3 separate regions of the Homo sapiens genome follow, and regions 2 and 3 are each linked to region 1. Evidence: chromatin loops called from intact Hi-C (ENCODE). Cell type or tissue: HepG2. All regions are shown on one strand.

Evidence for each region. Peaks named below come from ENCODE experiments on the same cell type or tissue, not always from the same donor. Only the 100,000 strongest peaks of a DNase experiment are listed, where the experiment ranks them.
Region 2: it touches region 1 in a loop (2.1-fold over the local background); 19 of 110 quality-filtered maps call a loop at or near these places.
Region 3: a loop joins it to region 1, with 5 times the contacts of the local background. A loop is called at or near these places in 23 of 110 quality-filtered maps.

What each region holds. Positions count from the first base shown.
Region 1 is chr11:8,696,332-8,704,331 of GRCh38, forward strand. DENND2B (DENN domain containing 2B) reads right to left here. Exons shown (of 20, transcript NM_213618.2): 14 at 6,241-6,389; 15 at 2,882-3,059; 16 at 2,602-2,643; 17 at 1,194-1,305; 18 at 96-335. Among named protein-coding and RNA genes, the nearest start is that of SNORA3B, 15 kb to the left of the region's middle. RefSeq lists enhancers at 1,851-2,638, 2,639-3,424, 5,787-6,572 and a silencer at 2,631-2,925. In HepG2, no CTCF peak of the experiment used is centred here; DNase peaks (open chromatin) are centred at 2,220 and 3,710.
Region 2 is chr11:8,752,533-8,760,532 of GRCh38, forward strand. All of the region lies in intron 1 of DENND2B (DENN domain containing 2B), which reads right to left. Among named protein-coding and RNA genes, the nearest start is that of DENND2B-AS1, 12 kb to the right of the region's middle. RefSeq lists an enhancer at 6,314-6,814. In HepG2, no CTCF peak of the experiment used is centred here; a DNase peak (open chromatin) is centred at 4,649.
Region 3 is chr11:8,790,547-8,798,546 of GRCh38, forward strand. The region is part of intron 1 of DENND2B (DENN domain containing 2B); the gene reads right to left. The region is part of intron 4 of DENND2B-AS1 (DENND2B antisense RNA 1); the gene reads left to right. Among named protein-coding and RNA genes, the nearest start is that of DENND2B, 16 kb to the right of the region's middle. In HepG2, a CTCF peak has its summit at 4,441 (motif pointing left); DNase peaks (open chromatin) are centred at 2,755 and 4,385; H3K4me3 peaks cover 1,416 bases.

The DNA of each region.
Region 1 (8,000 bases):
TAGCTGATGTCCAAGAGCTTCCATCATAGTGCCTGGTTCTTCAGCCCTGCTGTGGGTGAAAAAATTAGAGAAGAGAGCTGATAACCAAGACTTACCCTTTGCCCGACACTTTCTTAGCTCCCTGTCTTGGATGAAGCCAGCAAACATCTGAGACTCCATAAAAACCTCAAGAAAGCGGCGGATGCTTTTGGAGGCCACAGATTTGCGGAAGGCCTCTCGCTGAAAGGCCCTCTCTCCCTTCTCACTCTGTGTCAGAAAGAGGGAGTAGTGCCCAACGGTCTCCACAAAGAACCGGATAAACACCTCCGACACCAGCCCATTGAGGGTATTACATTCTGGAAGGGAAAAGACAATCTTTGAGGTTCAGGTCAAGAGCCTGCAAAGCCTTCCTCAATCTTCCTGGTGTAGTCTTCCTCTCCCCAACAAGACTTCCAGCCAGTACCACTCTTCTGTTCTGGAAGCTCTTTTTGAGACCGAGTTTCACTCTTGTTGCCCAAGTTAGAGTGCAATGGCGCCATCTCAGCTCATTGCAACCTCCGCCTCCTGGGTTCAAGCAATTCTCCTGCCTCAGCCTCCCAAGTAGCTGGGATTACAGGTGCACTTTTTGTATTTTTAGTAGAGATGGGGTTTCACCATGTTAGCCAGGCTGGTCTCGAACTCCTGACCTCAGGTGATCCACCCGCCTTGGCCTCCCCAAGTGCTGAGATTACAGGCGTGAGCCACCACACCCGGCCTCTGGAAGCTTGCTTTCTTGTGCTCATAGCCTTGTAACTAGCCTACGAGCTGCAGAAGGCCAGAAACTATGTTCTGAACATGGAAGTTGAAACATAATTGCTGGATGAATTAAAGTAGAAACCAGAGCACCACTTTCATCATATCCCTCACCCTAAGTGATTTTTCTGGCTTCCAAGGAAGAGGAAGTGCCTTTCATCTCCTGCAATGGCTTGAGGCAAGGCCTCAGAAGGAGGAATAATTAGTTTTCTGTCAGCAGAAAGTATCTTTGGGGTTGCCACATGTCTTTGGGTTTTCCTTCCTAAACTACCTGGGGTAGAAAAGACGCTAGAGTGAGACCAAGGTCCTCATCAGCCAGAAAGGGTTTGGTGTGCAGAGGCAGAGTTCTGGCCCTATGGGGCCCTGACCCAGAGCAGAGGGAGCCTGGAGCAGAGCTGACCGTGCCCGGGCACTATTCTCACCATCGTCGGAGTCGCTGTCAGAGTCCTGGGAGATCAGCTCATTCTTCCTCTCCAGAGCCTGCTCCAGAGCTGCCTGTAACTTCCTAGGTAACAACGTGTCTTCGTCGTCCATCTGCAGGAGAAAGAAAGCACAGTGACAATCATAGCTGACACTGAGCACTTACTATGTGCTAAGACCTGTTAGAAGAGCGTGAGTAGATAATCTCATTTATCTCTCCCAGTAACCCTCATAACTATCATCAACCTCATTTTAAGATGAGGAACTGAAGCACAGAAAGGTTAAGAAACTTGCCCAAGATTACAGAGATTAAAAGTGGTAGAGGGTCAGGCGCAGTGGCTCACGCCAGTAATCCCAACACTTTGGAAGGCTGAGCGGGAGGATCGCTTGAGCCCAGGAGGGAGTTCGAGACCAGCCTGGGCAACTTAGCAGGTCCCTCTATCTGCAAAACACACACAAAAAAACAATTAGTCAAGTATGGTGGCATGCACCTGTACTCCCAGCTACTTAGGAGGCTGACATGGGGAGGATCACCTGAGCCCAGGCAGGTCGAGGCTGCAGTGTCATGACTGTACCACTGCACTCCAGCCTGGATGACAGTGAGACCCTGTCTCCAAAAAAAAAAAAAAAAAAAAAAAAAAAAAGGGGGTAGAGCCAGTGTGGCATTCACTGGCCTCTGTGACCAGGACCAGCCAGGGGTTCCTGATTAGGTCTCCCCAATTCCTCCATCTTCAGCTCCAGGCAGGAGGCACAGTTGGCTTGGGGCAGGGGGACTGTGGCCAGCCTGTGTCTCAGGAATGAAGTTAGACTGTTGTTTCGTCTCTATACTCTGTTTCTGTGTCCACATCACTATGCCTGGTACCCAGGGAGTCCTCAGCTCCGTCATTGGTGTGTAACAGACAATAAGTACATTTCCATAGGGGAGAGCACTGGGTTGTGCTCCTTTGTAGAGAGCCAGGAGGATTTCCACGACTAACAAAGGCTTTTTGTAGTTGACAACAATGATTGCAAACCTGTACGTTACATAACAATCTATAGTTATTTGTGTAACCCCCAGCAAACATTTCAAGGCAGGTGTTGTCACCACCTCTCCTTTAGAGCTCAGAAGAATTTAGAGGCCTAAGACCATGTGGCTCAAAGGGGGCAAAGTCCAGTGGCCAAGTCTGTGGACTCCCAGGCCGTGTTCTTCAAATTCCCACACTGCCTTCTAGAAGCTCATGATGTCACTGGAAAGGCGGACCCTGCTAAGGTCAAGGATTCCAAGACCAGCTTCTCCCCACCCTTGACTAGTCTGTGAGTAGTACTGAACCCAGAGAGAGAGCTCAACAAACAGGTTGTGAAGGTTGAGTAGTGTGTGTGATGGTGCAGGGTGCTCAGGAGCCCAACTCTAGCAAGCACCCACCCTCTTACCTGTCGGATGAATCGGTCAGATCCCAGATTCACCATCAGCGCCTGAGAAAAGGAGTCATTAGCAGAGTGGCTCAGGGCATGAGTCCCGCAATGCCCTCTGCCAGGCCTCCAGACCTCCCAGGTTCCCAGGGTCAGCTAACAGGAAGTACTCCAGCCGGGGATAGACCTCCCAGGGAGAAAGGATAAGAGCCTGGTAAAGAGGCCGAGGGGCCACAAGTAAGATCCCAGCACCTGCTTCCCCCTCCACCCTTCCCCCCAGCTGGTTCCCCCGGTGGCCCACCTCCTCCACAGGCAGCTCCTTCAGTTTGGGGAGGGAGCTGGAGAGCAGGCCAACCAGGAAGGGGGTGGGACAGCAGACGATGTCAATCATGGAGGCCGGGAGGACAGGAATGAAGGTGTGCTGCCAGGAGAAGGGGTAGAGCAAGGCCACCACCGCGTGGGAGCAGCTGGAGAGGGTACTGATGGGCAGACAGAGAGACAGAGTACCTGAGCCCAGGCCCAGGAACTTAGAGCTCGCTGGAGGCTCAGGACAGCCTTTGATCGTAAACCTCCCAGTGCAACAAAAATGCTAATGGGGTTCAGGGACCCTGCAGACTGGTAAAGTCCCCGCTTTCCCACTGCGTAGCGCCTCAAGGACAACAATGCTACTCTCTTAGGGAAATGTACCTGCAAACAGCCAGGAAGGTATGCAGCAACCCGCAGGACAGTCATCTGACAAAGATCTGGAAAAGGGCTGTCTCGGGTTTGGGGGGCACATCAGTGGGCCCGTGGCTGAGGAGGCAGTAGGTTTTGTAAACCCCTAGGGCCAGTGAATGCAGATCGTGGGTACCCTCTCCCACCCCACATCAGAACTAGGCAAGAGGGACAAAGAACTTGTGGAAAACCTAAAACATCAGCAACGGATCATGAGCTGGCTGGACCTACCCCTCCCCTCTCCAGCCAGAGGCAGACCCCAGGCAGAACAGGAAGGACATCTTTTCCAAGACCCCAGATTGGCAGAACTTGAATACCCGGCCAGGCCAAGAACAAGACCTTGGGATCGTCCCTCCCAGAATGGTCCTGGAATGTGCTCAGAGGCAGCTGCAACCACAGGAAACAATAGCTGTATTCACAGCCCCACGGGAGCTGGCCTGGGGGGGGGCAGGGTGGCAAAGAGGAAGCTCAGCCCTGAATTAGAGGGTAGAACCTTCAGGAAAAGAAACCTCATGGTCCAGGCTCTCTTAGGGGCCACTAAGGTCAGGCCAGGCCAGGGCACCAAAGCTGGGCAGTCAGGGGCTTTGTTGGCTGACAATGACCATGGCTGGTACACAGGAGGGGCCTCTTGGAACTGCTGTACCCAGCTCATTCCAGCTGTTGGGCTAGATTTCTTCACAAGGGCCTGATGGGCCCACAGAACACCTAGAAGTGTGAGACACAGAAGCATTGAGGCTGTGATGGGAACAAGTGAGGGGCAGTTTTCCTTTCTAAACCCTGGTGCTCTATGGAAAAGTCAGCAGCTCTGGTTTTTCTTCCTCCTTTCTTCTCCTGGGCTGAGGATGGGCCTGCGTTCCTGTCCCTCTGAAGGCAATCGGGAGTTCATTTCTCGGTTTCCTCTCAACTGCTTCCTCATACATACGGAAGGAAATACCCCAGGGATTCAGGACTTATTGGAGGACAAACCAGAACGGGGATTTTCCTTCACTGCCCTCCTGTGAGCACCTGACATTTAAGGTGGCTTAATCAATGTCCAAATGACCACTCTAGAGAAACCACTGCTTGGGATGGATTCTTTGACCAAAACAATATGTAACATGTTGCCAATAACCCATCCTGTTGTTGTAGGACTTACTAAGAAATTATTTTATGGAGAGAGGAAAAGTTTTTGTTTCCTTTTTTTAAAAAAATTTTTAAATTTTTATTTATTTATTTATTTTGAGACAGAGTGTCACTCCCAGGCTGGAGTGCAGTGGCACAATCTCCGCTCACTGCAACCTCCACCTCCTGGATTCAAGCAATTCTCCTGCCTCAGCCTCCTGAGTAGCTGGGACTACAGGCCCAGCTAATACAGGGTTTCACCATGTTGGCCAGGAGAGTCTCGATCTCTTGACCTTGTGATCTGCCCACCTCGGCCTCCCAAAGTGCTGGGATTACAGGCGTGAGCCACTGTACCTCATTTCCTTTAAAGCAGCTCAAAAATGTTTCTTGTCTGGAAAGAAAGCCCCGGCTCTTAGAGCCAGGCAGGCAACCTTTGATATGCAAATGAAGACCATTAGAAATTGGGTCCACCCAACATGGCAATTCCCACCGTTGTCCTCTTGCCCTTGCCCCTACAGGTGCCTAGCAGCATGGCTGCCCCGCATATTCCCACGTGTGTAGAACATCAGGCGCCCTACATTCGCATATTAAAAGGCTAGGATGGGAAGGCCAGCTTCCGGGGGGGGGGGGGGGAGGGGCTACATGAATGACATGCCTGGTCAAACCAATCCCCTAAGCCCTATGCAAATCAAACACCGCCTCCTCCAGCCTTCTTATCAAACTGGCTGGTATCCACAACACTTGGGGTTCCCTCTCTCGGCTTTGGAGCCTCTCTCCCTCTGTCTCTGTACTTTCTTCTTTCTGCCTTTCTCCTTCCCTTCTTGCCTATTAAACTCTCCGCTCCTTAAAACCACTCCACGTGTGTCGGTGTCGTTTTATCTAAACCAGCATAAGAACCAAAAACCCTAGTGTTCCTGCACTCATCGGAGCCGTATCACTTGTGCCTTGCCTGTGTCACCCCCTAACCACCACTGACATAAAACTTTTTTCTTTTTTAAACCTTGGCTGTCTAGAAGAGCTCCGACTTCTTACTTCCTAAACTGCCTCACGTCCAGTGACCATCACTTCTGCCACCCCTCCCATGGCCACCACCAGACCTTCTCGACACCTCTACCTCTAAAATCATAAATGCCAGCATTTCAGACCAAGACCTGTGACCCATCCAGCTCTTTTCTTACTCCTCCTAAACCAGCTCCCCGACTTCCCTGGCACCTCCAGGCCCTGCACATCATCTGTTTCCCGGTGTGGGCTGGCCAGCCTTCCTCACCCACTCTCCTCTCTGCACCTCAGTGCCCCCATCACATCCTTCTCCCCAGCCCTCCCATTGCCCAGCCCTGGGCCACTGCAGTTGCCTTCTCCAGGGGACACCCTCCACAGGACCCTCGCTGGCTGGCTCAGCATTCCTCACACTGTCCCCGGTCAGTGCTCTTGCCCCTTCCTCACAGCAGCTCTTTCCTCAAACTCAGCATCCCATTGAGATGGCTTTGCCTCCCCCTCCAGAAGAAATGCAACCATCCACCAAAAATCTCAATTTCTTAACCTTTCCCCTTTACATATCCCGGCACCTGCACAGTCTTGGCTGTTGCAAAGGAAGAAATATCCCTCCCTCTCCCCTCAGGCCAAGCCCTCCACAGGGTTCTCAATCCTGCCATCTGTGTGCTCCCAAACCCTGCTCCCTCACCCACACAGGGGTGCTACCTTTCCACCTAGTCTTCCATCTCCCTACGCACAGCCCCACTCCAGCACTGGTCTCCGGCGCCTGCTTAGGCTCCTGAACACTTGCTGATTCGCTTGTGGGTGTGCCTTCCCCCCTCCCTTCTGCTTTCTTGCCCGGCTGGGCCCTACCTGAGCTTATCTGCCACAAAAATGACCCGGCGCTCCAGCAGCAGTGAGGCAAAGATTCGGATGAGCTGGCGCACACTGAGGCAGGTAAAAAGGCACTCAAAGTCCACGTGCTCCAGCCTTGAGTCCATGGGCCGCCGCAGCTCTAACACCTGCAGGAGAGCGATGGGAAAGTGGGCCGGGGCCAGCCAAGTGGGTGCTGCCCTCTGGCCCTCCACGAAGCAACTGGAGCTGCTTTCCCCTTCCAACCTGCTCTTTTCCAGGTCTCTCGTCTACCCTGCTATGCAGTAAACCCCTCTTCTCCATCCCTCGGACTACAGCTCTGCTCTCGTAGCACTCGAACACCCAGCCTGTGGGCAAGAGGGCTGCCTGTGAAAGCGGGGAAGGCTCCAGAAGGAAGGAGTTGAGGGGCCATCCATCGGGACCTCAGGAAGAGAGGAGAGCTGACTGCTCTTAGAGATAGGGAGAAGAAGGGAACCACACAGCCACATCTCTAGGGTCCTCCTGCCCACCTCCCCAGACAAAGGTCTAAGCCCCCAGTGCTGACTAGACCCCACTGCTCTCCAGGCATCTCCGCATCCCAGGACTCTAATCCCAGCCATTGCCTCTGGAAGGGCAATGCTGGGGTCCTTGTTGCCCTGTCCCCCTCCCTTTCCTGCAGAAAGAGTTTCCTTCCAGAGGCTGTTTGTCCTGCTATCCTGGCCTTTATCTCCATCACCCTAAGTCCCATGCCAGTCACAAGGAAAACATAAGCAAAGGGCTGGCCATTCTGCAGCCTTGCCAGGAAGCAGGACTGTCTTATCAGGGCCAGGCCTGGCCCTCTTTCCTCCAAAGGCTGCTCCCAAGGTGAGTGCCACAGCTCAGAGAGCCACTTCTCTGGGGGAGTCACAGGGGTGGAAGGTAGTGAGTGACTCCAGCGGTGAGGGCAGGAGGAACTGCTGACGCTCAGGCCGTGCCAAAGCAGCTGTCCCTGGGGTCTGCCTGGCCTCCTCCTTGGTCCCGCAGCATGTGTGTGCAGCATAGATGTGCAGGCCTCCTGAAAACTAGGGTGAGAAACCAGTTCTCTCTCATTGCCCCATGGCATCAAAGGTAATGCTTTACAAGGAGTTTTTATACCCACGTCATCTCATTTGTTCCTCAGAGTCTAAGCAAATGAAGGAGTTCTAACTCCTAACTCAGCATCCATCCTTCTGGGCCCCAGAGAAGCAGCAAAATGGGCACAGGGCATGGTAACGGTCTGTGTCCACTGTCTCTCCCGCCTGATGGTGTACTCCCAGAAGGCCCAGTGATCCGCCAGATGCTGGGTACACCCCAAATGGTCAGTGAACGTGGACTCACAGAAAGAAGTAGCACAATGATGCCAGAGCCCTTTATACCTGCTCCAGGCCCTGTCCCCGCCCCAAAATTCGCAAGCTCCCTGCATGCAGCCCAACAGGCTCTGCTCTCTAGCACCCAGCTCCAGTCCCTACTGTCCCTGGGGCCCAACCCTCCCCCTTCCCCCAGGGATTGAGAATTCACACAGGCTGCTCCCACTCCCGGCCTTGTTCCCTGCATCCCTGCCTTCAAGGAGATCAAGCCCAGGGGGCTGAAGGAGCTGAGTAGTTACAGCCTGGGAGTCCAGTGTCAGGACAGAGGCAGATGTGACCAACATCTGCACAGGGACAGGCAGGACATCTAGAAGGGCAGCCAAGCTCATGTGGGTGGGGAGAGGTCAGGGAAGCCTCTCAGAGCACAAGGTACTTGACTCCCCAAAGAGAAAAGAA
Region 2 (8,000 bases), 56 kb after region 1:
TTCAGGGAAAACCATTACGATAAAGTAACATTTGAGTACACATCATGAAATTGAGAGCTAGAAGTGCTCATCATTTTTTCTAATACCCATTAAAATAAAAGTAATATACATTAAGGTATTTAAATATTTAAAAGTAAAAAATGTCTGTTCATGTACCATATATTCTTAGCTAATATATCACCATGGTAAATGCACTACCCTTTCAGGAACACTATTTTATGCCAAGTAATAAAAGGAATATGAAGATTAAAATTTAAGGGTACATTTGGGTTGGAAAGAAGGAAGTAAAATTATTTCCATTTGCAAATGGCATGATTTTGTATGTAGAAAATCCTAAGGATTCCACTAAAAAACCTATTAAACTGCTGAGTGACTTCAAGTAAATGTGCAGGATACAAAATCAATATTAAAGATCAATTTTGGGCCAGGTGTGGTGGCTCACACTTGTAATTCCAGCACTTTGGGAAGCCAAGGCAGGCAGATCCCTTGAGCCCAGGAGTTCAAGACCAGCCTGGCCAACATGGCAAAACCCCATCTCTACTAAAGATACAAAAATTAGCCAAGTGTGGTGGTGCATGCCTGTAATCCCAGTTACTCAGGAGGCTGAGGCATGAAAGTAACTTGAACCTGGGAGGCAGAGGTTGCAGCAAGCCAAGATTGCACCACTGCACTCCAGCCTGGGTAACAGAGCAAGACTCTGCCTCCAAAAAGAAAAAAAAATCAATTTTATTTCTATATACTAACAACGAACAATCTGAAAATGAAATTAAGAAAATAATTCTATTAACAATAGCAGCAAAAATAATAAATCACTTAGAAATAAATAAAAGGAATGCAAGACATGTATACTGTAAATTATAAAACATCATTGAAAGAAATTAGACATAAAAAATGAAAAGACATACCATATTCATGGATCAGAAAATTTAATATTGTTAAGATGGCAATTCTCCCTAAATTGATTTACAGACTCAACAGAATACCCATCAAAATGCCAGCTAGCTTCTTTTCAGAAATTGACAAGCTGATCCTAAAATTTTATGGAAATGCAAGGGATACAGGACAGCCAAAACAATCTTGAAAAAGATGAACAAAGTTAGAAGACTCTGAGTTGCCAATTAAAAAAAAATACTAAAAAGTAACCAAGACAGTGCAGTACTGACATAAGAACAGAAACAGAGATCAACACAACAGAATCCAGAGTCCAGAAATAATCCCTTACATTTATGGTCAACAGATTTTCAATAAGGATGCCAAGACAATTCATGGGGAAAGAAGAGTCTTTTCAACAAACTGTGCTGAGAAAACTGGATATCCATATACAAAAGAATAAAGTAGGGCCCCACCTCATACCATATTTAAAAATAAAGTAAAAAATGTAGTATAGCCCTAAATGTAAGAGCTACAATTACAAAAGCAACGCTGGAAGAAAACAGAAGTAAATCTTTATGACATTGGATTAGGCAATGGTTTCTTAGATATAACACCAAAAGCGCGCACACACACACACACACACACACACACACACACAAAGGACATGAATTGTACTATGTCAAAGAAAAGAACTTTTGTGCTGTAAGCAATACCATCAAGAAAGTGAAAAGACAGCCTAAATAATGGGAGAAATTTTTTGCAAATCATGTATCTCCTAAGAAAATTGTATCCAGAATATATAAAGAATTCTTTCAACTCAATAATAAAAAAGTAACCCAATTAAAAATTAGACAAAGGATTTGGAACAGAAATTCTCCAAAGGTATAAACTTGGCCAATAAGCATACGAAACAATGCTCAATATCATTAGTCATTAGGGAAATACAAATCAAAACCACATGAGATATTACTTCACATCCACTAGGATTTCTATAACAAAAAAAGACAGATAAAAACAAATGCTAGTGAGACTGTAGAGAAATTGGAACTTTCATTCCCTGCTGGTAGAAATGTAAAATGGCACAGCCACTCTGGAAAACAATTTGGTAGTTCCTCAAAAAGTTATACTCAGAGTTACCATATAAACCAGGATGACCCACTCCTAGGTATCTGTTCAGAAGAAATGAAAATATATGTCCACACAATCACTTGTACATAAATGTTCATAACAGAATTACTCATAGTAGCCAAAAAGTGGAACTAACCCAAATGTCCATCAACTGATGATAAACAAAATGTGGTATATATCAACACAATGGAATATTATTCAGACATAAAAAGGAGTAAAGTACTGATACATTCTACAACATGAATAAACCTTGATTCCACTTTTGTGAAATGTCCAGAACAGGCAAACCTACAGAGACAGAAAGTAAACTAGGAGCTGCCTAGCACTGGTTGAGGGTGGCAGAATGGGACATGGCTGATAGGAGTACGGGGTTTCTTTTTGGGGTGACAAAAATGTTCTAGAATTAGATAGTGGTAATGGTTGTACAACTCTTGTGAATATATTAGAAATCATTACATTATATCAATGAATTTTACAGCATGTTAATTACATCTCAATATAGACGTTAAAACTTAAGAGCTAAATAAATCTTTTTAAGTGCCTTGGAGAGTGGGTGTGAGTGACAACACAAACGACACATCAAGCATATTTCCAATGTCAAGGTGCACCACAGCCTAGGCGAACACCACCATCACGGAAGCTGAACAGTTTACAAACAGTAGTTCTCTCCCTCTGATTGGTATCCTCCATCACATTGGCCAAAATGAAGTATATCTGGATGTGAAAGTTAAACATATTTATTTATGGCCACTGATGACCTTAATCCTGGAGACCATCTTACTTATTACTTTGGTGCAAATAAGTGATTGGTTTTGATGATAAAAATAAGTCAAGTCCTAATTCTTGATAGCATTTATACTTCCTTCCTAATCTCAAGATGAAATGTACTAGCTCTAATTTTAACTTCGCATAAGCTCTCAGGGTTGTGGTTTTAGTGATGGTGATAGGGAGTGGTATGTTAACTGGAAAGAGAGGAAGCAGCCAGTAGGCAGGGGATGATTAGCTGATGGTGACAGCAATGAAACATCCCTCCAAGGTGAATACGGCAGATGCTTCTGGAAAAAGGAAACCAACTCTAAGCCTCACTTTTACCCTTCATAAAATGGAGTTGGTCCAGCTAACTTTTTTCTTTTTGGTAGAGATGGGGTTTCTTTATGTTGCCCAGGCTGGTCTCGAACTGCTGGTCTCAAGTGATCCTCCCGCCTCAGCCTCCCAAAGTGCTGGGATTACAGGCATGAGCCACCATGCTTGGCCCTATAAATTTAAGTCTATATTAATAGCATAACATTAGTGATGGTGATGATGATGATGATGATAAAGTCAATCTTGCCCCCAGGGCATCTACGCACACTGGCTCTAGTGAGATACTCTCTACCTGTATCAGCCCAGTGCCAAGTAAAGTGCTTGGCATATCATATTGCTATATGTACAACAGAGAAGGGAGAGAAAAGGCAACCTCTGGACATTTTCTCAGGCCAGTTTTCAGGGTCCTCAGGAAGCACAGTGCTATAGGAATCAACTTGCTAAGCATCAGTTTTCAACTGTAGCAATGATCACAGTAACCATCACCATCCATGAAAACAACATTTGACCTGCTCTATCAGTTCCAGGGCAGGCCCTTGGAGAAAAGGCAAAAGATTTGTGGCATGACCAGAAACTGAAACATGTTAAAAAAACATGATGAAAAACATATTCTTTCTTTCCCTGAATTTCTGCTTTCAGGAGGGTAGACTCACTGCTCTGAAATGCTATCATGCAGTTGTATATGAGAACACAGAGCCAACTTACTAAGAAAGAGAAATGTAGTTGACTCTGACATCTGGGTGGCTAAGAAGAAAAATCCTGTGAAGATGTAACCAAGAAAGAAGCAGAACAAAATTGCTTCCAGGCCCATGACAGGGACCCTTAGTCACATTTCTCCAAGAGTGCAGCTGCCATTCTCAGAAGTGGCCTGGGAATTCAGGCATCTTGAGCTGGCACTGCTGAGAACCTCACAGGGGCGCACTAGGTTAGAAACACAGATGCCTACTCACCAGCCTCCCCACCAACTGCTCTCTCTGGGCCAGGTCTATCAGGATCAGAGAATAATTTGGGACTTGAGGAGCTGAAGGCCAGGTTAACCCTTTACACCTGAAGCTCAGGCTTGAGGACTCTCAGCATTCTGGCTTCCTGGGCTACACCATTTCTCCCCACCTCCTACAAGCAGCCCCAGGCCCTCATCTATGCTTTTAGCCTGATATCCTGGCTAGTCAGACTGCAGGGAGAGAAGACACTCCTAAAGCAGAGGAAATGCCCATGGGAATGGAGCAGAGACTCAAGCATGATGAGAGGCTTCTTTGCTAGTTCCCAGGCCCTCAATGGCAAAGTCTAGGCAGAAACTGCATGTTTAGAAAAGGAAATTGTTCAATTAGCATATACCATCCATCCAAAGTTCCTCAAAAACACAGCTCTGACAAATTATAGACAACTATCTGAAGAGTAACAATCCAGAGAAAGGAATAGAATAAGGTACCTCTGGAACTTTTCTACAAACTGCATCCAGACAAACAGGCACAGTCGCAGGCCCCGAGGGGCAGTGGAAAAACACCTGCCTTGAGTCCAGCCCTGCCTCTGACAACTGCTAGTTATGTGACCTTGCTCCAGTGAGTGTCAAAGACTCACTTTGTCACTATAACAGCCATAATAGCAATATGACCTACCTCCCATGATTGCCCTGTCTGGCAATAGAAGCTTAAAAAATGTTTGTTCTTCCAGATCACACTTCCCTAGGTATTTGGAAGACAACCTCTCCATTCCCAAGTCTGAGTCATCTTTCAGACTCCCTAGTACTATCATTCCATTCACTGACCCTATGTGAGGCACTGTGCAAGGTGCTAGGATATTAACATGGAAGACACAGTCCCTGCCCTGGAGAAGCTAACTGTGAAGGGAGACAAGAAAGTAAAAAGTGGACTCCAGGAAGGCCTCATCAGAAGGTGACATTTGGATTAAGCTTTAATCTGTTACCCACAGTAAGGGGACCTAAGGAAAAGCAAAGGAGCATTTATTATGAGACACGCTGCTAGACTTTTAAACATGTAATTATAACAGCTAAAGTTACAAGCACTTCATGTGTATTAAGTCATTTAACCCTTTAACAACCCTGTGAGGTGGGTACTATTAATATTTCACAGGGTTAGTTACACTTTACCAAGGAAACCAAGATAGAGAGCAGTTAATTAGCTTGCTCCAAGTCACACGGCTAGAAAGGGGCAGGGATTTATGACCAGGTGGCCTGCACCAGCTCTGGGCCAGGACCCTGTACTGCCTCCAACTGTCTTCTAATTTAGTTCTCACCATTCTACAAGGTAGTGATAATACAGTCTCCTTTTTTCTGATTAGGAAATTTAAATTCAGAGAAATTAAATGACTGGACCAAGATCACTCACCTAGTGAAGGAACAGAGCAGGAATGTAGACCCAGCTCTGTCTCACTCCATTGTCCACTTATTTTCTTTAACATTGATGGGGTGCTTTAAAATGCAGAGTCCCAGGCCCCACCTACTGAACGGGAATCTGTGGGGATGGGGCCTAGGAATCTGCATTTTAGTAAGCGCTTTAAATCAAGCTTATATGCCCTTAAGTGCAAAAACTTGTGTCCCACAGCATGTTCTCTAGGGACTTAATGGAGTCACGACTCACCATCTTCCCAAGAATCTGCCTAGCTATGTGCAACTAAAAGATGGCACTCAGCCCCTCTTCCTCCTACCCCCATCCCATTAGCTTCTTCCACCACACAGAGAACCACTGGCCCTCAACCACAAAGGAACGCACACACCACGGGATCCAGTGAAAGCATTACCAATGGCTCATCTAAGCCATTTCGTCAGTCTCCAGGTGTGCTCCGTCTTCCTGTATTTTGAAATTACTCTTCCTGCCACCCACCCTGATCCCTTTGCTTGCTTTCTCCTCATTTCTAAGCTCCTGGGAAAAAGAGTTTATATCAGTCATACACTGGTGGTCTGCAGAAGCAAAAACATGTCTCACTTGGCCTTCCTTTTATTTTTAAATAATTTGAATTAGTTGTCAAGCTTAAGAAAGCAGGTGAATAGAAAGAAAAATTCAGATTCTAGCTTCTTTTGAAAAATGAGAAAATTTACCATCACTGTGTGCACTCCTATATGACAACAGTGGGCCAGAGCTGAGCACAAGTGGCCCAGTTAGATGCCGCGGCTCCCTCCACCGCAGCGCTGTGCCTCCTCATCCATGGCCTCCACCTGGTCCACTCGGCTCTAACCTGACCTCCCAACCAGCAGGTAAGTGTCGCAGCTCTCTAGCCTGCATCCCAGCAGGAAGGGTTAGGAGGCACGGCATTGGCAACAGCCACACAAAACCTCCTGGACGGCTGGGCAGGAGCAGTGCAGGGCACAGCCTCCTGGCTGCTTGAAACCCCCATCAATTCCCCTCACTGCCACAGGAGGACAGACCTCCCGGAAGGCTGACAGCTTTTGCTCAGTCCAGCCTTCACCAGACAACTCTCTACCATCCTGAGTGCCCTTTCTCCCTCTGACCCGATCCCATCACCTGATCCACAGAGGCTCTCTCAAAGGTCCAAGAAGGGACCGATGAGAGGTCAGTCTCTGAAGGGAGCTCTTTCTGAGGGGTGCCCCACCTCTAAGAATGGACCTTCCTATCCTAGAGCAAAAAACCTGTCTGTCCTTGTTTAGGTGACATTTCTAAATGTCTGTCTGATACTTTTCTGCAGGCATAAATGTGGATGTGACAGTATGCCTTGCTCTTGAAGCAGGAGACAGCTGAGCCCTGAGTGAAGAGGAAGAAATGCAAGCATTTGGAGGAAAGCCTCCCATTCTGCTGAGGTTAATGTCACCACTGAGAGGAAACGTAAACATTGCCCAGCACTCTGCTTTATAGCCGAGGTAAGAAGTCAAGATGCCCGAAAATAGGAAACCTCTCAACCACATGAGAGAATTTCTGCTACATCTATGTTCCACTACTCTCCTAAGCAATTCTGCTCACGTGGAAGTCAAAGTTTAGGCAGCAGCCTAAAGGGACAGAGAAGGTGGGAATGGGAACAGAGCTCTTGTGTGTGTTCTGAGAACATGGTGAGAGCCAGGAAAGGGCCAGCAATACAGTGACAGTATAGTGACCCAACAGTGTGCAGCTGTGGCCTGATTGCCCTGGGACCAACCTGCCTACTCATCCTGCCCAGCAAACATCTCCTCAGACCCTCTTTACCTTCTTGCCAACTCCTTCCTGCACCTCTCCTCATCCATGGGCCCTGGCCAAGGACATGAGGAACAGACTGGCAGCTCCCCAGAGGAGGGCTGCCAAGAGTCTCAGCAACCAATACTGGCCCTCAGATTCTAAGGAGCTTAACAAATGCAACTAAATCAGGATGATCCTTCTCCGCATGGGACTTCAACCTCACCCTCAGCACTTGTGTCTTCTGGATCCTCCCATCAGCCCCTGTTCTTCCTGAAGCAGCAAGGCCTCCTGCTAAATTCCTGTGGAAAAGCTCCCCTGCTTCCTAGAAAGAGCTAAGCTCACCAATGCTATAAGCAAAAGGCACAGCCCCTCTCTGCCTAACCTCCCGACAGATCGACGACTTGCCTGGTTCTCTAAGGGATAAAAGGGCTCCTAGAAACATACTAAGAACCTGAGCCCCTTTCCTTCTATCTTCTCAGTGCTGCCTCCATTCTCTCCCTGCCATACCTCCCTTCCCCTGACCTGCCCACACAACCCAGAGCCGCTGCAAGCTTCAGTAACCTTAGATTAAGTTCCTTGTAAGTACCCAAACCAAGATTCTCAAAAATGTGAGCTTTCGCCTGTAATCCCAGCACTTTGGGAGGCAGAGGCAGGAGGATTGTTTGAGCCCAGGAGTTTGAGACCAGCCTAGGCAACAGAGCGAGACCCTGTCTTTACTAAAAATAAAAAATTAGCAGGAGGTTGGTGATGCACACCTGTAGCCCCAGCTACTTGGGAGCCTGAGGTGGGAGGATC
Region 3 (8,000 bases), 94 kb after region 1:
TCACTTGAGCCCAAGAGTTCGAGACCAACCTCGGCAACACGGCAAGGCCCCATCTCTACAAAATTTTTAAAAATTAGCCAAGCATGGTGGTTCGTGCCCATGATCTCAGCTTCTCCAGAGGCTGCAGTGGGAGGATCACTTGAGTCCAGGAGGTAGAGGCTGCAGTGAGGTGTGATAGCATCACTGCACTCCAGCCCGTGCAACAGAGCAAAGAAAGAGAGCAGTCTCAAAGAAAAATTCTGTTTAAGCCCCTGGCTGATGGAGCAGAAATGATGCTCGCTAAATCCTGCTTTTCTCGGTCTCCTAAACTCTAACTTTTCTTTTCTGAGTTCGCAAGTTCACAACCCTTGGAAAAACAACCCCAGGTTGATCCAGCACTAAAAGCTGCCTTTTAAAATACAGTTAGGTGGGACCTGACTAGCTTAGTGTCTGGGACATAAGTAGGTACTAAATAAACATTATTTCTTTTCCTTCTCTCACTTCAAAAACCTTCCTGAATCTGTTCCCAAAGCAGCTCCATTTCCTCACACCTTTCAAGCTGCTCTTCTCCAAAAGCCACACCCTTTCTGGGTCTTAATACCTGCTTAGACTTTGGCCTACTGCCTCTCCTCAGTACCAGCTGCCCACCTGCTGCCACCTCAGCCAGGGTGAGCTCATCAAAGCAGGTAAAATTTTTAAGGGAGAAGCTTCTACGTCACAAGATCTAGGTCCAGCATGTCAATACAATTGCACATAGGAAGCACTGGAAAGTTTTGCAAAGGGGATTCATGCAACTATCCCCAAACATTAACAAAAGAAATCTGGTTGTATCGTATATAGGATAAGAGAAAACAAACAAAAAACAGGATTAGGAATCAGAAGACTTGGGTGAAATTTTTAATCTGCCTCTCTCACTAAAGGCTTTTTTTTTGTAAACTTAATCAGAAATATTCTTTTAAGCCAGGCACAGTGGCTCACACCTTGTAATCCCAGCAATTTGGGAGGCCGAGGCAGGCGGATCGCTCAAGGTCAGGAGTTCAAGACCAGCCTGGGCAACTAGTGAAACCCCATCTCTACTAAAAATACAAAAAATTAGCCGGGTATGGTGGCATGTGCCTGTAGTCCCACCTACTTGGGAGGCTGAGGCATGAGAATCATTTGAACCTGGGAGGAGGAGGTTGCATGAGCTGAGATCATGCCACTGCACTCCAGCCTGGGCTACAGAGCAAGACCCTATCTCAAAAAAAAAAAGGAATATTTCTTTAATGTCACAGAAAATGTTTTTAATTGTTATGGTACATCCTTAAGTGAAAAGAAGTTCACAAATTTTTAGTAAAGAAAAAATTTAATAGAAAAAAAGGTTATCTTAGGTTTTCTTATCAACAAAATGTAATTCCTGCTGGGCATGGTGGCTCATGCCTGTAATCCCAGCACTTTGGGAGGCCAAGGCGCGTGGATCACCTGAGGTCAAGGAGTTCAAGACCAGCCTGGCAAACATGGTGAAACCCCGTCTCTACAAAAATACAAAAATTAGCTGGGCATGATGGTGGGTGCCTGTAATCCCAGCTACTTGGGAGGCTGAGGCAGGAGAATTGCTTGAATCCGGGAGGCAGAGGTTGCAGTAAGCTGAGATCGTACCATTGCACTCCAGCCTGGGCAACAGAGTGAGACGCTATCTCACACACACACACACAAATAAAGAAAATTTAGTTACTACTTCTCTCCTTACAGCAAAATTAATTACAGTTTAAATGTAAAAACTGGAACCAAGAAAACACTAAAAGAAAACATGAATAAATTTTTTTTTGTGATTCTGACAAGTGAAGAAGATTTTTCCAAGTATGACAGAAAATTCAACTCCACAGCCGAGAAGCGAGATGAGGGGAAGCACCTTGAAGGAAAATATTTGCCTAAATAAAAATGTAAAACATGTGAAAGGCAAATAATTAGCATAAACAAAGTCAAAAAAAATTTTTATTGGGGGAAAAATTATCAGCAACACATATGGCAAAGAGTCCTAATGCCGTATGTATGTAAAAGCTCTCACAAGTCTACAAGATAAAATAGTGACCAAAGAGAAAAATTAACAATGTATTTGAGCAGAAAATTTACAAAGGAATAAAATCAACTACCAGAAAGATAAAAAGATGCTAATTTCATTAATAACTGAAGACATCCTAAATAAAGTAACAATAAGAAATCCTTTTTCACCTATCAGATTGGCGAAGAGTAAAAAAATGTATAACACCTGTGTTGGGCCAGGGCGCAGTGGAAAGAGGCACCTCCATACCCTGCTGATGAGAAGTACACTGATGCAACCTCTTTGGAAGGCAGTTTGGCAATTTAACATTTATAATGAGCACACCCTTTGATCAGCAAATCTTTCCTTCTAGGAATTCTGCCTAAGGAAATAAAATACAAGTACTAGGACACATGGGCAAAGACAGCTGGATACTGCTGTTCATTACAGTACTGCATATAACAGGAACAACTGAGAAACAATTCAATTGTCCGTCAAAAGGGGCTTGGTTAAATAAATTATGATACATCCCTCTGAAGAAATGCAATGCTGCTCCTTAAAAGCACATACTGAGGTAGAAAAATATCCTAGGTAAATTACAAGTGATATGTTTTTCAGTACAGTATAATCTTTTCTTTCCATTTTTTAATTGCAGTAAAGTATATAAAATTCCCCATTTAAAAGTGTACAATTCAGTGGCATTAACTATGTTCACAATGTTGTGCAACCATTACCACTATTTCCCAAACTTCTCCAAACAGTAACTCCGCAATGATTAAGCAATAACTCCCCATTCTCCCCTCTCCCCAAGCTCCTGGTTTACCTCTAATCTATTTTCCTGTCTCTATGAATTTGCCTTTTCTAGATATTTTATATAAGCAGAATCACAAAATATTTGTGCTTTTATATACGGCTTATTTCAGTTAGGGCAGCATTTTCAAGGTTTATCTACATTGTAGTATGCATCAGAACTTCCTTCCTTTCACAGCTGAAGAATAGTCCACAGTCTGTATTACTGTGTTTATACATTTTCTTTGCACATTGTTTGTACATTTTGTTTATTCGTCAGTCAGTGAACATTTGGGTTGTTTCCACCTTCTCGCTGCTGTGAATAATGCTGCAATGAACACTGGCATGCAAGAATCTGAGTCCTTGTTTTCAATTATTTTGGGCATATACCTAGGAGTGGAATTGCTGGGTCATATGGCAATTTGGGGCTTTTTGGGGAATAATCAAACTTTCCCACAGCAGCTGCACCGCTAACACTCCCACTAACAATGTATGAGGATTCTAACTTCTCTACATTCTCACCAACACTTCTTACTTTCCATTTTTTTAAATTAAGAGCATAAACTTTTCGTGTAAAACTAAATGTACATAAAAATGCATCATTTAAAGAATCTTTATGGCTCAAGGATGTTAGTTTAAATATATAAATAAAAAATATAAATAAATAAAAAACCCAGTGCTACCCAACTGTTAACAATAACTATTTTTCTGGGGCATGGGTTTATAGAAGATGCTCATATTCTGCCTTACGTATTCCCCATTTTGCAAAAGTTTTTAGAACACCTGGTGTTGCTTTTGTTATTTTAAAAAATGTCTTAAACAAAAGTTAGCCAGATAGACGGTTTGATGCCTGCCTGCTAATGTGAAACACAGTTTCAGTGTTACATACACAGCAAGGCCCTAAATGGGCAGAGGTGAGAAGACCTGAGTCCCAGTCCCCACTCTGCCACCCTGAGCACTCTGTATTCTCACCTCTCAACTCCCAGGCACCTAGGACTGAATCCAAGTTCCCAGTGAGCATCCGCAAAATAGACGACAGCTGTGTGGACCCACCCACGTGGTCCTTCCACCCCGGGGACAGCACTGAGGCTACAGGAGCCCCAGGTGGGTTGTCTCAGGCTATGTATGGGTAGCCGTCTCCCTTCCTACATTGAAACAGAATTCTACAGTTGTACTGAACTAATGAAGGAAGGTAAGAAAAGGAGAGCTCGGGGAAAACCTGCGAGTCATGGACTATGAAGGAAAATGAAGGCCTTCCCCGCAAAGAAAGAAGCAAGCCCAGAAAAGAATTCAAGAAATGATGATGCCAAGGAGGACAGGGCAGCTGACATTGACTAATGCAAGTGTCTCACCTGAAGCCACAGGTGCTGAAGTAGACAGCAAAGGGCAGTGCCTGGAGCCACACTGCTCTGTGGGAACCATCCCAAGGTCACCTGCTCAGGCAGCAACAAGGAGAAAACCCAGCCTCTGTGGGAAGAGGCACTGAGGCCTGGGGAAGTGAAAGTCAAGTGAAATCCTTCCCCTCTTCCAGGTGTTCTCAGCCTTTCGGCTGCCAACTGTGGACTTTGCCCTTGAAATTCAACTCCTGGCCTAAAGAGATAATCTCCCAGGCATGTCCTGTGTAAATTTGGCTAATCAACAGAACACATTCTGTGCAGCCCCTGCTGGCTGTCCCTGAAACAGCCCTGCCAGCCAGTAGTAGTGCTGACTGGCGGGGGGAAGCTTTTCCTGGCAGAAATGCCACCAATCCTAATGAAATCAAGTGCCCAGGATGGGCATTTTCCAAAAATCAGACAAGCATCTGTTTAAAGACGAGCACATACCTGGAAATCTCATCCAGAAGTGATACGGATTTGGTGAGAAGAGTCATTGAGAGCATGGACCTTTACCAGGCTTTGTTGATGTTTTAGAGTAAGCCACCTAAGAACATCTAAAGTAAAGCTTTGTAGACATGAAATTCTGGGTCAGTAAAAGAAAGCAAGCCAATTAACATCTGGCCCTCATACCCTTATTGGCATCTCAGCTGCCAAGCCTCTTAAGCAGTGGTTCTCAAAGTGGGGTTCCCAGCCAACAGTAGCAGCATCACTTCCAAACTTGTTAAAAATGCAAATTTTTACTAAAAAATTTCTACTAAATTGGTTAACAAGCTCTCCAGGTGAGTTTGGTGCACAGTCAAGTCTGAAAACCACTGCTCTACGGGCTCTAGAAAGCTCTGCAATCTGGAGTTCTGATCCCGCCCACCCTGAGACTTCCCTTACTTTCTGCTCTAAATGAATTTTGAGGGACTGGAATATCATCCTCCAGTTACAGCCAATAAAATAGGCAAGTTTCCTCCCACTCCATTTCCATCTTCTACATGGTCTCCTAGGTTTCTTTTCTACAAATCATATTCAAATGTGTTTCCTTCCTGCTTCCTGGGGAAAGTGATTCCCCGCTTTCTGGATGGTTCAATCCCTTAAAGATCTGACCTCAGCCAGTCTTTCCAGCCTCATCTTCCAACCCATCTGTGTGTCCCTGCTCATGGCAGATGACCATTCAATGTCTGCTCATTGTGAATCAGTGATGAAGACCATCTGAACAACACCCTGTAAAGGAACCTTTCCCAACTACATTATCTTTCCTTCAGAAGCAAGTCTGTTACTGAAACAGACTGGGAAGGGGAGACAGGAAAGCAAAATCCAGTGACTTACCAAAGAAATTCCTCTGTTTTCTAGCAATCTATGCTAAATCTGAAATTCAGTCTCACCCTGCTCTGCCCTTCACAAACTATTCCATCTAAGCAGGCTGATTGGGCTGACCACAGATCTCATGAACACCAAGGAATGAGAGTTTATAAACACTGCATACATTTTCATTTCAGAATCCCGGGCCTTCACTACTGATAGAATCCAAACAGGATCAAACCTTTAAAAAAAAAGAAGTATGGACCGGACACAGTGGCTCACGCCTGTAATCCCAGCACTTTGGGAGGCCAAGGTGGGCAGATCACCTGAGGTCAGGAGTTCAAGACCAGCCTGGCCAACATGGTGAAACCCTCTCTACAAAAATACAAAAATTAGCCAAGCATGGTGGCGTGTGCCTGTAATCCCAGCTACATGGGAGGCTGAGGCAGGAGAATGGCTTTAACCAGGCAGGCAACGGTTGCAGTGAGCCAAGACCATGCCACTGCACTCCAGCTTGGGTGACAGAGAATCCATCTCGAAAAAGAAAAAGAAGTATCAACCCATAGAAACTAGTCAATGTTCAATTTCCAAGAAGTGAAATTTGTGGCCTGATACATTTCTTTTCTCAAACATTTCCAACAAACTTGAAGACTCTAGAAGAGATCTGTACGCTAGGAAATCAGGGTTTATTTACAAACACTAGTTTACTGACAAATTACTTACTTTTTCCAAAAGTAAATTCCATCTTCTTATACAATAGGGGGAATTGCAATCTAAGACATCTAACTACTTATGGAGCGTTAAGGAGAAAGGCCATTTTTTTCCTGCCCAGAGGGAGAGATGTAAGTCAGGTTAACTGCTTCCAAGTCTTGCCACAGCCCCACCCTCCCCAGTTGTTTATATGGACTCGCATTCTCAGTATTTAACCAGGTACCCCTTTCAGAGAAAGCTAAAAAAAACTCATTCAATTCTGCAAACATTCAAAATGTGACCATAAATAACACATAGTGATACAAAGGAAAAAACTCATTAGATGTTCTAGATAACCAAAGAAGAGCTGCATTTGATATACCAACCAGAGTGGAAGTGTGGCAAGAACACATGCTTGGAATCAAACAGCCTTAGATTTAGATTTTAAGCAAGTTAGCTACTCCACATCCCTGCAGATGTTACAACATCAACAAATTAACTCACAGATCATTGTAAGGATTTACTAAAACAATGAAATAAAAATGCCTAGTATAACACAATGCTTAGAACAGAGTAAACATTACACTAATGTCTTACCGCTAACCTAAAATCTGCAGAAAATTTAAAAATACATAGTGCTTGATCCCAAGAAGTATGCAGACTATATTAATTCGACTTCCTTAGCTAAGCAGGTATGTCTATGCCCACTTCAGATCCCTTCTGTTTCCTCATATTCTTATCCCCTTCCCCCTTCTTCCCCCTTCTTCCTCCTTCTTCCCCTTTCTTCCCCTTCTTCCCTCTTCTTTCTTCCCCCTTCTTCCCACTTCCCTCTTCCCCCTTCCCCCTTTCCCCCTTTCCTCTTCTCTTCTCTTCTCTGAGACAGAGTCTTGCTCTGTCTCTTCTCTTCTATTCTTTTCTCTGAGAAAGAGTCTTGCTCTGTTGCCCAGGCTGGAGTGCCATGATCATAGCTCACTGAAGCTTCAAACTCTTGGGTTCCAGCGATCCTCCCGCTTCAGCCTCCCAAAGTGTGGGGGTTACAGGCATGAGCCACCATGCCCAGCACCCTACTCTTTTTCCTGATTCTTCTCCATCAGATTCAATGTTCCTCTCTCTCCCTCTCAAATTTCCATACCTTATCCCAAGTTGTGCCACCATCCTCCACCCCGACACCCCCTTGCTCCCTACATTCTAACAATGATGACTTCCTAGGTGTCCTTTCTGCATGTCAAGCTCTTTCCTACCTCAGGAGCTTTGACAGCTGTTCCCTTTTCCAGAAAGGAACTTTCCCCAAATCTGCACATTAACGGCTTCTTCTCATCCTTGAGCTCACAGTTCAAACGTCATTCTCAGAGGCCTTCTCTAACCTCTCAGGTCCCTGTTACTCTCTCTTTTACATCACCATTATATCCTTCCGAGCTCACAGCACTATCTTGATCTCATCTATTGATTTGTTTACTTGTTTACTGAAATGCTTCCCCACTCACTACACGTCAAGCTCCATGACAACAAGGACTTCAATGTCTTAGTTATCTCTACCTCCTCGGCATACAGAACAAAACCTAGAACAGAAGGAATGCTCCATAAATATTTATTGGATGAATAAATACATTCAGTTTCCGAAGCAAGAGAGGCAGAGTTAGATTCCCCCTCACTCCTTCGCTTTCTCTAACTGGTGACAGTAGAAGATGGAATCCCAGGGAAAGATTGTAAATTAAAAAGAGAACAGACTGAGGATTAACTTTTGGGGAACACCAAAAAATAAAAGCCATCCCAACCCCCCCAATGACAAAACATTAAGGGCTATCAGGGACCCAGGAGGATGGCACAGGTGTTGCAGTCTCCACCGCCTTTTTTTGTTT